Regions from separate parts of the Homo sapiens genome. Here region 2 is linked to region 1. A link is an interaction called in ENCODE POLR2A ChIA-PET data of the cell type or tissue named here. Cell type or tissue: Panc1. All regions are shown on one strand. Links, peaks and the distances in the headings refer to the core of each region. The heading gives the core; the rest is flanking DNA.

Evidence for each region. ChIA-PET counts read pairs that join two places held together with the same protein. Peaks named below come from ENCODE experiments on the same cell type or tissue, not always from the same donor. Only the 100,000 strongest peaks of a DNase experiment are listed, where the experiment ranks them.
Region 2: POLR2A ChIA-PET joins it to region 1 with 8 read pairs; 1 of 35 experiments calls an interaction of 5 or more read pairs at or near these places.

Annotation. Positions count from the first base shown.
Region 1 is chr3:193,299,688-193,305,263 of GRCh38, reverse strand. ATP13A5 (ATPase 13A5) reads left to right here. Exons shown (of 30, transcript NM_198505.4): 24 at 3,957-4,053. Among named protein-coding and RNA genes, the nearest start is that of ATP13A5-AS1, 4.8 kb to the left of the region's middle. In Panc1, for the core only: no CTCF peak of the experiment used is centred there; a DNase peak (open chromatin) is centred at 3,623.
Region 2 is chr3:192,833,804-192,839,379 of GRCh38, reverse strand. The region is part of intron 1 of MB21D2 (Mab-21 domain containing 2); the gene reads left to right. Among named protein-coding and RNA genes, the nearest start is that of MB21D2, 81 kb to the left of the region's middle. RefSeq lists enhancers at 1,269-1,338, 2,099-2,148. In Panc1, for the core only: no CTCF peak of the experiment used is centred there; no DNase peak of the experiment used is centred there; H3K27ac peaks cover 109 bases.

The DNA of each region.
Region 1 (5,576 bases), core at 1,475-5,474:
TATGTTGGATGCTTCCTGTAACATTTCTCTCAGGAATTTTGGATGGATGAGGAAGCAGAAAGGAAATACTTCATTAGATAGCTTCCCTAAATACTATTACATGTCTCCAAAATGCAAATTAGTAAATATCCAATATCTTTTACATAAAAAGTTGATTGACAGTGTCAGGGAAGGGGAAGTGATATGGTTTGGCTTTGTGTTCCCACCCAAATCTCATCTGGAGTTGTGGTTCCCAGCCTGTTGACTGGATCATGGGGGCAGTTTCCCCGATGCTGTTCTCATGATAGTGAGGGAGTTCTCATGAGATGTGATGAATTTTAAAGTGGCAGTTTCCCCTGCGTGCTTCCTCTCTCTTGTCTTGTGAAGAAGGTGCCCACTTCTCCTTCACCTTCGCCATCTTTGTAAGTTTCCTGAGGCTTCCCCAGCCATGTGGAATTGTAAGTCAATTAAACCTCTTTTGTTTACAAATTACCCTGTCTCAGGTAGTAATCTTTATGGCAGTGTGAAAATGGACTAATACAGGAAGCCATTAACAGACGTTTATTTTCACAGCATGCTTCCCTCCCCTCCACTCCACTCTGATTTCTGATCTCATGTCTACTTATATTTTAAATGTAGTTAAGAACAAAACACCCAGTTTTATGTTTTATTCATAAATCTGATTTATCTATTGTTTCCTATAGCACTTATGGATAATTTCTGGGCATTTTCATGGGCAGTGATCTGAAAACCATCACCAGATTTTGAGATTCATACAAAAAAGACAGCCATGAAGTTCCCCAGCATGTCCTTTGGTGCATCAGAATAAACAGGTCACTGGCAGGAATCACTGACCTAAAGGTAGCAGGTCTAAAATTCCACACCCCTGGTTGGCTGCATATCAGCAAGACAGCTTTACACAACACCCTGAACACTGGGTGTCTGCACGTGTGTCCTTTCACACCCTCAAACACGATCACTTCCCCTGCCTCCAAAGCAGCTCCTCTTCCCAACTCCCACTTTCCTTGCTTCTAAGAACAGTCTACTCCTTGGAGTCTGCCATTGAGGTTCAGACCCTTAGAGTGCGTGTAACTCCTTCCTCTTCTTCACCCATAACCAAACAAGCATTATGTTTTACTGATTTATTTTGCAGAGTATCTCTAAGCCCTTTGGTTACTATCTCTAGTGTCTTAACCTTGGTTTGTGTCATGGTGACTACATGATGATAGTACTCAGAACCCTCGCCTTATTTTATGCTTTCCATTGTCAATACAACTCATGGAGCTCTTTACAAGTGTGCTTGGAAATGTAAAGAATGAGAGAGTCTTGCCCCCGGAGAATTTACATTCCAGCAAAAATTATGTGTGTGTGTGTGTGTGTGTGTATGTGTATGTATATGTGTAACATGTTACATATATTTACATAAATACATATATACATATATATGAATGTATATATAAATATGTGTGTGTGTGTATATATATTTATATACACACACACATACAAATGAAGTGGATGTGGGTCACTTCCCATGTGGATTGCTTCTGCCCTGACCAGAGGAGGCTGAAGGAGAGCTGGTTTGCTGAGGTCCCACTCTCGCATCACGTGCTGCTACCTCACGTCTTCTTTTAACCTGTCATAATCCACCATTCAGAAAACCTGTTACCGCATTAACAGCTAAGACTGAATTTTTTTAAAGGAGAAATATCTCCTTTACATATATACATATATACATACATTAACATATATACACACACATACACACAAATATATACATTATTTATTGAGTGTCTCTCATGCATCAGGCATGTTTTATACACACACATACACACACAAAATTATATATATACAATGTCTGATACATGGGACGTGCTCAATAAATTTGCTTGAAATAAATTAATGTCCAAACAAGACAGCAAATGTTCTGGCAGTTGAGTGTGAGAACTCAAGCCAGGAGGGAAGCTTTCAGTAGGGGAGTTGCAACTTGAAAAATGGGTGAGACTTATGTAAACAGAAAGGAGGTGAGAAGGAATTCCAGGTGGGGAAAATGCGGCAGCCATGTTTAGACACAGTGTTGTAACTGGAGAATGCAGGGGCCAGTTGGTGCAACTGGGCTAGAAGACTTCTCAGATGAGAATTGTGGTGGTTAAGCTAGACAACCAGATGTGGAGACCTTGCAGGGAGTTTGAGCTCCTGGATAACAGTGCAAAGTGCCTACTTGATCCATTCAACATGCAGTGGCATTCGAACTTCAGATGCTCCTCCTCATGCATGTGGCCCAGTGCATTTATGAGTGCAGTGTACTGTTACGGAATACAAGTCATGATGTAAAATTTCTCCAGTGGCAGATGGCTCAGTAAGACGCTAGGGTAGAAACTCCTTGCTTTTATATTTCATAGACTCATAAAAATTAGATATGGTTCAGCTCTGTTAGGCTCATTTTACTTTTTCTATCCTTGATGCATACTTATTCCTGAGAAAGCACTCCAGAGAGGCAATGAGATACAGTTTTAGATGCATAGGATCAAATCCACGGATTTTCATCTTTGTCTTTTGAAACATGATTTACTTGTTGCTATAGTTCAAGTCCTTTAGGGCAGAGACTGTGTCTTAGTGATTTTTGTATCAAGCATTATGCCTAGCACTATGCTGGGTATATCAGAGCATTCAGTGAACGTTTGTAGAATGCGTAGATAAATGCATGAGCTACTTAAAATTCACAATCATTAGGAATAGCAGTAATTTTGGAGGCCCATTTATCCTTTACTTAGAATAGTTTCTTGTACTTTCCTTTGAATCTGGGTGTCTTAATTTTCCTGGAACTATGCACGATTGCAGAAAAAAACAATGAAATCGCAATGTTTATATCAGACTTGGGAAAACGATCCATACTTCACATGCTTGCCCCTTCTCAGCTTGTCTTCTGCTCCATCCTCAGTGTTGAAAACAAACGACAGCACCTCACAGCTTGGTAGAAAATATCTTCCCAAAATATCCTGGCCTCTCTCCCACCCTTGCCTTCTCATTTTGCCTGAGACAAAGTGGTTAGTAGTTTGGCTTTTAGGTTCTTCTTTTCATGTCCCTGTTCTGTTGACCACATCTTTGAGCAGAGCAGGTGTCCATGTTACTGGGGAGTAGAAATGAAGTGGATGTGGGTCACGTCCCATGTGGATTGCTTCTGCCCTGAGCAGAGGAGGCTGAAGGAGAGCTGGTTTGCTGAGGTCCCACTCTCGCATCACATGCTGCTACCTCACATTTTTTTCTTCTAACCTGTCATAATCCACCATTCAGAAAACCTGTTACTGCGTTAATAGCTAAGACCGAATTTTTTTAAAGGAGAAATATCTACTTTTTAAGCTGCATTTTTTACTGTCGTCTTGATCTCTTGATCTTTATGGCCCACTCAGATTATTACCCTGGGGTCTTCCTGCAATATCAAAGCCTTCCTTACCCATTTAATCTCAAATATTAGAGTCACATTCACACTTCCTAAAATGTCAAAGCACCTATCCTTTAGCTTTATGTCTCCAAGGACCTCTAAAGCACACACAATGCAATTCCCAGGAAGCATGTATTGTTAAGATGTAATGAGTCACAAGTGAGTCAATGCTTGACATTTTGCACCTTATCATAATGTTGTATTGTGTTTATAATACACATAGTAATCTTCTCACTTCACTGAAAGCTTGTTGAAAATGAGGAGTGTGCCTGATTCATTTTATATCCTCTATGACTCTTAGCATAATGCTGGTACTTCATAAGCCCTAAATAAAAGTGAGTAAATGAACCGATGAGTAAGGTAATGATTGAAGGAGAGAATGAATGAATGAGTGGTTAAATAAATAGGAGGATGAATTCATGATTAAGTGAATGTATGTCAACAGGCTACTAAAAATATAACTCGTTTTAAGTATAAAAGAAGTTGGGAGACATTTATCATACATAACCAATTTTTATTTTTATTTCTTTTTAAACAGAGAAGGCCGAGCTGCTCTGGTTTCATCCTTTGGAGTATTTAAATACTTGACCATGTACGGCATAATCCAGTTTATCAGTGCATTACTGCTCTATTGGGTATGAAACAAAATCATTTTGTCTCAGTTCTAATTGCATTTATGTCCCTAATTTATTATTCAGGGTGTAGCTCCTATACAAGATTTAATGTTTTATAAACAAATGACATTTCTCAAAATAGGTGTCTGCAAACTCAGGAACCTGGTGTAACTGTGCATGAAATGTGGAACTAGAAATAAGTACATGTAGATGAGTTTTCTAGTGTGTTGTTTTTCTCTTGATAACCTGAGACTCTTCACCTCTCCAAACCCCTGTTTCTTCTTTTGGAATATGAAGAGAGCTTCAAAGCAGCCTAAGTATAATTCAGCAGGAAATGGATGAGTCTCCAATTGTGGAATATTTTCAACGGAAGACTAAGAAGAGATAAAAAGGAAGAGAAGCTGTTGAATTTGCTTTTGAAGGACTAGAATGCTAAAGACCTTTCACAATGGACCCTTATTCCTGAAGGTACCTAGAATTTATACAGTCAGGGATATCATTAGTAAAGAATCGGAAATTCTTTGAAACTAAAAAAGACTCAAAATTAAATGATGAAAATAGCCATTTAAAAATTAATTAGCTGTACAGAAGAACTATGTATAAGCTAAAAATAATCTTCATTAGTCCAACCATAGCTTGTACTACAGTAAAATGATCCAACAGGCTCAAGGAACACTTCAGGAGGGATTATTCTATTGCTTTCCTGGGAGGTTTGAGAAGTGAATAAGAGGGCCACAAGATTATACCATCCAGTGGGCTATTGCTTGCAAGAATCACACACAGAGGGCTCAAAGGCAGCCTGGTGGGAAGAAACAAGAACTGGACTGGGAGTCAGAAAACCTGGATTCAAGTTCTTCATCCAAAAGAACAAATTAGGTCTTGCCTTTGGCCAAAACCTGCTTCTGGGAAGCTGATTTTTCAGAGCCCTCCATAGTTCCATGAAAGCTTCTCCTAGAAGAAAAACTAAAGCTGCGGTTGGAAATTTCTTCCTGCTCCATCTCATTCTGAATATATAATTTTACCACTCTCAGGTGAAAAGAAGAGGAAAGGATATGAGAAAGAAAAGTAAAGAAGACAGGAAGAATTGGAGGTTGACAGGGACACTGAGGAACCAATGGCAGCCTTTCAAACATGTGAAAGCAGAAATTCATTTTCCAAAGCCTCCACGGATGGAGGTAGAAACCATAGTCCACTCTGCAGCCATTCATTCTAGTGGTCTAGACCTAAATAAGAGTGTCGCAGAAGAACCTTAACCTGGTACCTTCTGGGACTTGGATTCACTCTCTGAGAAGCCAGCAATACTTTCCATGTGCATAAATCTGGTCTGTAATGTGCTCAGAACCAGTTTATAGTTTAGTGCTTAGTCGACAGATATGAAACAGATAAACAGACCTGGCTGCAAGAGATATTGCAAGGCAACTTCCTGGAGAGTAATGATTTGACTTTCATATCTAAATACTTCAACTCTATAATGTGAACTTGAAAGAAGTTCTGTCTACACAAACCTTAAAAAGGCAGATGTACCCGACTGAATTCTGCAATGG
Region 2 (5,576 bases), core at 638-4,637, 470 kb after region 1:
GTTTAGCAGAAAGAAAACATAGTTTGGAGCAGGAAGAAGAGTGCCCCAGAGAGAAACAGAAGGCTGTTTTGCTCCTAGAAGGAAGGTACGTAAATCCAGAGTGGGTACATGCAAAAGGAATTAAGGTGACCTGTTTGTATTGACCTCTTCACCTTCTGATATGTATATATTTTTGCTTATAAGCATGCTAGTAATTGTAATTGTTAATATTTATAGCACTCAGCTATTTTTTCCAGCAGTCATGTACTTTATCTTCTTTAGCCCTCACAAAATCCTTGCCTCCCAATCCACCCCCTCACCATCATGAAGTCATAAGTAATTTTCATTTTGTAAAAGAAAAAGGTCGTAACTTAGTGGCTAAGTGGTGTACATAGCTAAAAGTGGGAAAGTAGGGTCTCAAACCCAGGCTTTTTTGACTTGTAACTCAGTACACTATGTGCCTCTGCTCCTAACCTAAATGGGCATTCACTAGTTTGACTTCAAAAAAGGCATATAATACAGTGGATACTTGGGTTCTCTCTTCTATCCCTGCTCCAAGATTCCATGAGGGCAGAGTCAAAATCATGTATGTATTTTTGTATCTCTAATTTCTACTTCATTCTTGGCATGACAGAAACATTGGAAAGTATGCTGGTTTAAAATATGTCCACAAGGCCAGGCGTGGTGGCTCACACCTGTAATCCCAGCACTTTGGGAGGCCGAGGTGGGCAGATCACGAGGTCAGGAAATTGAGACCATCCTGGCTGGCACGGTGAAACCCCATCTCTATTAAAAATACAAAAAAGTAGCTGGGTGTGGCGGTGGGCGCCTGTAGTCCCAGCCACTCGGGAGGCCGAGGCAGGAGAATGGTGTGAACCCGGGAGGCGGAGTTTGCAGTGAGCCGAGATCGCGCCACTGCACTCCAGCCTGGGTGACAGAGCGAGACTCCATCTCAAAAAAAAAAAAAAAAAAGTCCACAGATTATTTAATACTCACTTCAAAGAGCCCATTTTTCTCTTGAAGGTGGGTTGGGCCTAGTGACTTGCTTCTAATGCATGGACAAAAGTGGAAGTGATAGTGTGCAACTTTATAGACTAGTCATTAAAGGCACTGTGGTTTCCTCCTTGCTCTCTCTTGGATCACTTCCTGTAGGGGAAATTAGCTGCTATCATGAGCACACTTAAGATGTCTTATATAGATGCCCATGTGTTAAAGAACCAAGGCCTTCTTCCAGCAGTCAGTGAAGAACTGAGGCCTCTGGTCAATGACTTGGAAACAGATTTTCAGCCCCAATCAAGCCTTCAAATGGCTGCAGCTCCAGCCACGAGTGATGTTGCCGCAGCTTCATGAGAGAGCCTGTGCAGGAGATATGCAGCTCTGCTGCTCCTCGTTTCTCAACTTACAGAAACTAAAAGATAGGAAGTGTTTATTTTTATAAATCCCTAAGTTTGGGGGTGTTCTGTCATGTAATAATAGAAAACTAATGTAGAAATAGATGGGCGGTACCTCCAGGTTTCTGATGTTTCTGATACTGACTTGATATGAACTGTGATTTGTTGGCACTGGCTACTTCTCAGTTGTTTTCTTTCAACTATAATATGTGTGTGTGTTTCTCAAATTAGACAATCACCTGGGGATCATTTAAAAATACAGAATCTAAAGCCGGAGACTCATGATATGGAATGTCCTAGGATGGCGTTTTGGAATCTATATTTTTTGCAAAACCTTTTGAGATGATTCAGATGCAGACGGCCCAGACTCATTCAGGGATTGTCATTTGGAAACCAGTGAGCGAGAGCCCTTTCCTTGATTCAGGTCTGACAATCAAGGTTTGCTACAGGATTCCTCCATTCGGTTCTCTCCCAGGAGCTCATCTTAATGCCTCTGTGCCGAGGGGCCTCGGAATGATGAACTATTGCAGATCCGCAGCTCGTTCTCCCCTTGAGCTGCGTCTTGTGCTTGGTGGGAAGCCCAGGTGGGACAGGGGTGGAGGATGGCCTGTTCAGGCCTTGAGTGTGACCAGGAGCCGAGACGGAGACATGTTCCAGTGCTGTGGCTGAGACTGATGTGTGCTTTTACTCTTAACAATAGGCATGTTTATGTGGGAATGTCTCTCCATGTTTACAAACTTCAGAAGGCCCCTTTGGGAAAGAAAACCTCTCAGAGAAGAGTAAGTAGCAATGGAGAGCTCTCTCGGGAGGAAACGTGTGGGCTTTCTAGGGTGAAACAAGAACTGCTAATACTTACTCTGGTCAACAGATGCTGACATAGTTCTGGACTCAAACAGGGCATATTTTAAACATGTATTTTTTAGTTCTTCAATGTCATAATCCTGATGTAAAATGGGTTCTTCAAGCATTATGGCCATACCCTGGGTATGGTCTTTGATGTATGCCGTTTGGATGTCTATGCCAAGTGTTTTGGTGTTTTGTATCATCTGCATTTTTTAAGAAGAAAAAAGTACAGATGTCTGAGGTACGTGTTTCTTCCCATGAGCCCTGTTGGAGTACCTCTTCTGACACTAAGTAACTGTGTGACCTTGGGAAAATTAGCTACCAGCATTAAGATGAAAGTCTTTTCTTTAGAGCAAGGAGAAACCTAGGCAGGATGATTGATCCATGTAAACAGTTAAATCTGTTCAGTGTTGTATTAGCTTGCTAAGTCTGCCGTAGCAAAATACCACAGACAGGGTAGCTTAAACAGCAGAAATTTGTTTTCTCACAGTTCTGGAGGCTGGAAGTCTAAGTTCAAGGTGTCAGTAGGTGTGGTTTCTCCTGAGGCCCCTCTCCGTGGCTTGCAGACGGCCGCCTGCTTGCTGTGTCCTCACATGGCCGCCTTCTGTGTTTGTGCACCCTTGTGCATCCAGATATCTCTTCTTATAAGACTACCAGTCAGATTGAATTAGGACTCCCTCTAACAGCCTCATTTTAATTTAATCACTTCTTTAAAGGCTGTATTTCCAAATACAATAATATTCTGAGGTTACTGGGAGTTAGGGCTTCAACATAAGAATTTGTGAGTCCACAACTTAGCCCATAACAAGCACCCAGGCTGCTTTTGTGTGTTAGAGGTCTGGGTGACGCAATGGCTTGGGGTGGGTGCCAGACACCCTTGGGTTTCCGTAGCAAAAGTAAAATAGAGTGAACTCCCTAAAGACATTTGGTCCATTTTCTGCTTTTTCAGAAACATGCTCTGAGATTATCTCTGTTAGGGAGTCACAGAATGCTACCTTCAAGGAATGCCCTCTATTTAATATTAAAGGAAGCTGAGGTCCAGGGAGGGATACAGCTATGTCTATAATTAGATCTCTTGATTTATAACCCAGTTCCATCCACTCAGAAACAAACCAGAGCATATAACCATACTCTCTGACCTCACTATTGCCTCACTCCAACACCTCAGAGACACCCAGCTTAGAAGTGGTGGGACTTTTTTTCATCTCCAGAGAGGGAGGATATGATGGTGCTTCACTGGGAATGTGCTAAGAACATTCTGAAAATAGTGACATCCTGTAATCAAAAGCTTTTTGTCTGAGGGAAGGCCTTTTTTTTTTTTTTCCCCCAATCTTTCTTCTTCTTGATCTTCCAAAGGAGGTCAGGTTTTTCACCATGAATTCTAGGATCAAGGCTAGTAAATCTGTAAGTTGGCAGAGTTTTGTTATATTTAAGCAAAGGTAGAACAGAGACAATAGTAGAAGTGATTCATCTAAATTTTTTAGTTTAATTCCAGAGTTAAGACTGAAAATGATTCTTGATGTCTTAATAAATAGTTTTAGACCAACAGACGGTTAAAATGTTTTAAGAAATTAGATCAAATTGTCATCATTTTTTTCTGGAATCTATAAGTGATTTGGGAATCAGGGCCTAGCATTTTTCTGGATTAAGTGGAATAAAATTTGCAAATGTGCTTGTATGTTTTTAAGACTTTTTTTTTTTTTTTTTTTTTGAGACAGAGTCTCGCTGTGTCGCCCAGGCTGGAGTGCAGTGGTGCGATTTCAGCTCACTGCAAGCTCCACCTCCCAGGTTCACGCCATTCTCTTGCCTCAACCTCCCGAGTAGCTGGGACTACAGGTGCCCGCCACCACACCCAGCTAATTTTTTTGTATTTTTTTGTAGAGACGGTGTTTCACCGTGCTAGCCAGGATGGTCTTGATCTCCTGACCTCGTGAGCTGCCCGCCTCAGCCTCCCAAAGTGCTGGGATTACAGGCTTAAGCCACCGCACCCAGCTTTTTTTTTTTTTTTTTTTTAAAGACACTTTCTAAAGATCCCTGGCCAAATAAAATGTGAACAATCGGCCAGGCGTGGTGGCTCACGCCTGTCATCCCAGCACTTTGGGAGGCTGATGTGAGCTGATCACGAGGTCAAGAGATTGAGACCATCCTGGCCAACATGGTGAAACCCTGTCTCTACTAAAAATACAAAAATTAGCTGGGCATGGTGGCATGCGCCTGTAGTCCCAGCTACTCGGGAGGCTGAGGCAGGAGAATCGCTTGAACCAGGGAGGCAGAGGTTGCAGTGAGCTGAGATCGTGCCACTGCACTCCAGCCTGCGTCAGAGCAAGACTCTGTCTCAAAAAAAAAAAAAAAAAAAAGAACAATCCTCTCAAACATCTGTACCTGTGGTAGAAAGTAATTGTCTGCGCAATTCAAGGAACATTTCAGTCTATCCCAGAAAGAAATTCTGCCAGCATTGCATTTGTGTTCCCAGTTTGTCTTGCTCTCACGGTAGAACAGCTGGCACTTCTTTGTGGTGTTTGGTTTCCTTGTTTTTGTTCCTTGGCTGAGATGTGAAGGACTTGGGAGGGGCTAAGAAACCTCAGGAAGGTCGGAAAAGTAGTGGCAGAAGACACAAAAAGGAGTGGCCCCACAGGAGAAACAGCATGTGCAAAGAGGAGGCATGATAGAAAAGCAGTGGAATGGGGATGAGAAAATCTGGATTTTTGTCTTTTTTCTTTCTTCTTCTTTTTTTTTTTTTTTTTTGATATAACTGGGGAAAATTACTTCCTCAGTCCTCATGTCCTTATTTGCATCATAACTGGATTTGGGTTTTTTTGTTTGTTTTGTTTTGTTTGGTTTTTTTTTTTTGAGATGCAGTCTCGCTTTGTCGTCTGGGCTGGAGTGCAATGGCATGATCTTGGCTCACTGCAACTTCCACTTCCTGGGTTCAAGCGATTCTCCTACATCAGCCTCCTGAGTAGCTGGGACTATAGGTGTGAGCCACCATGCCCGGCCTCATAACTGGATTTGAGTCAGAGAATCTGAGGGACCTCAGTGTTGCTGAACTCGATTCATTCATTCACACAAATTGGCAGAGTACCTGCCATGTACCATGTACCTGCAGTGTGATTGGTCCTGCAATTCAAAGATGAATGAACTGAGATCGTTGACCTCAAGCTGCTTGGTTCAGTAGCAGAGACAGACATATGAGACAACCATTTGTGATGCCATATTGTGAGTGTCATGGGAATACAGGGGAGGATGGGATTAGCCTTGATGGAAAGAGAGGGAAGTCTGCAGGACTCAACAGAGGAAAAGACCTTTCCCTAGAAGGAGAAGAGGGTGAAGTTAGCCTGGGCAGCCAGGCTGGTAGGAGAAGAA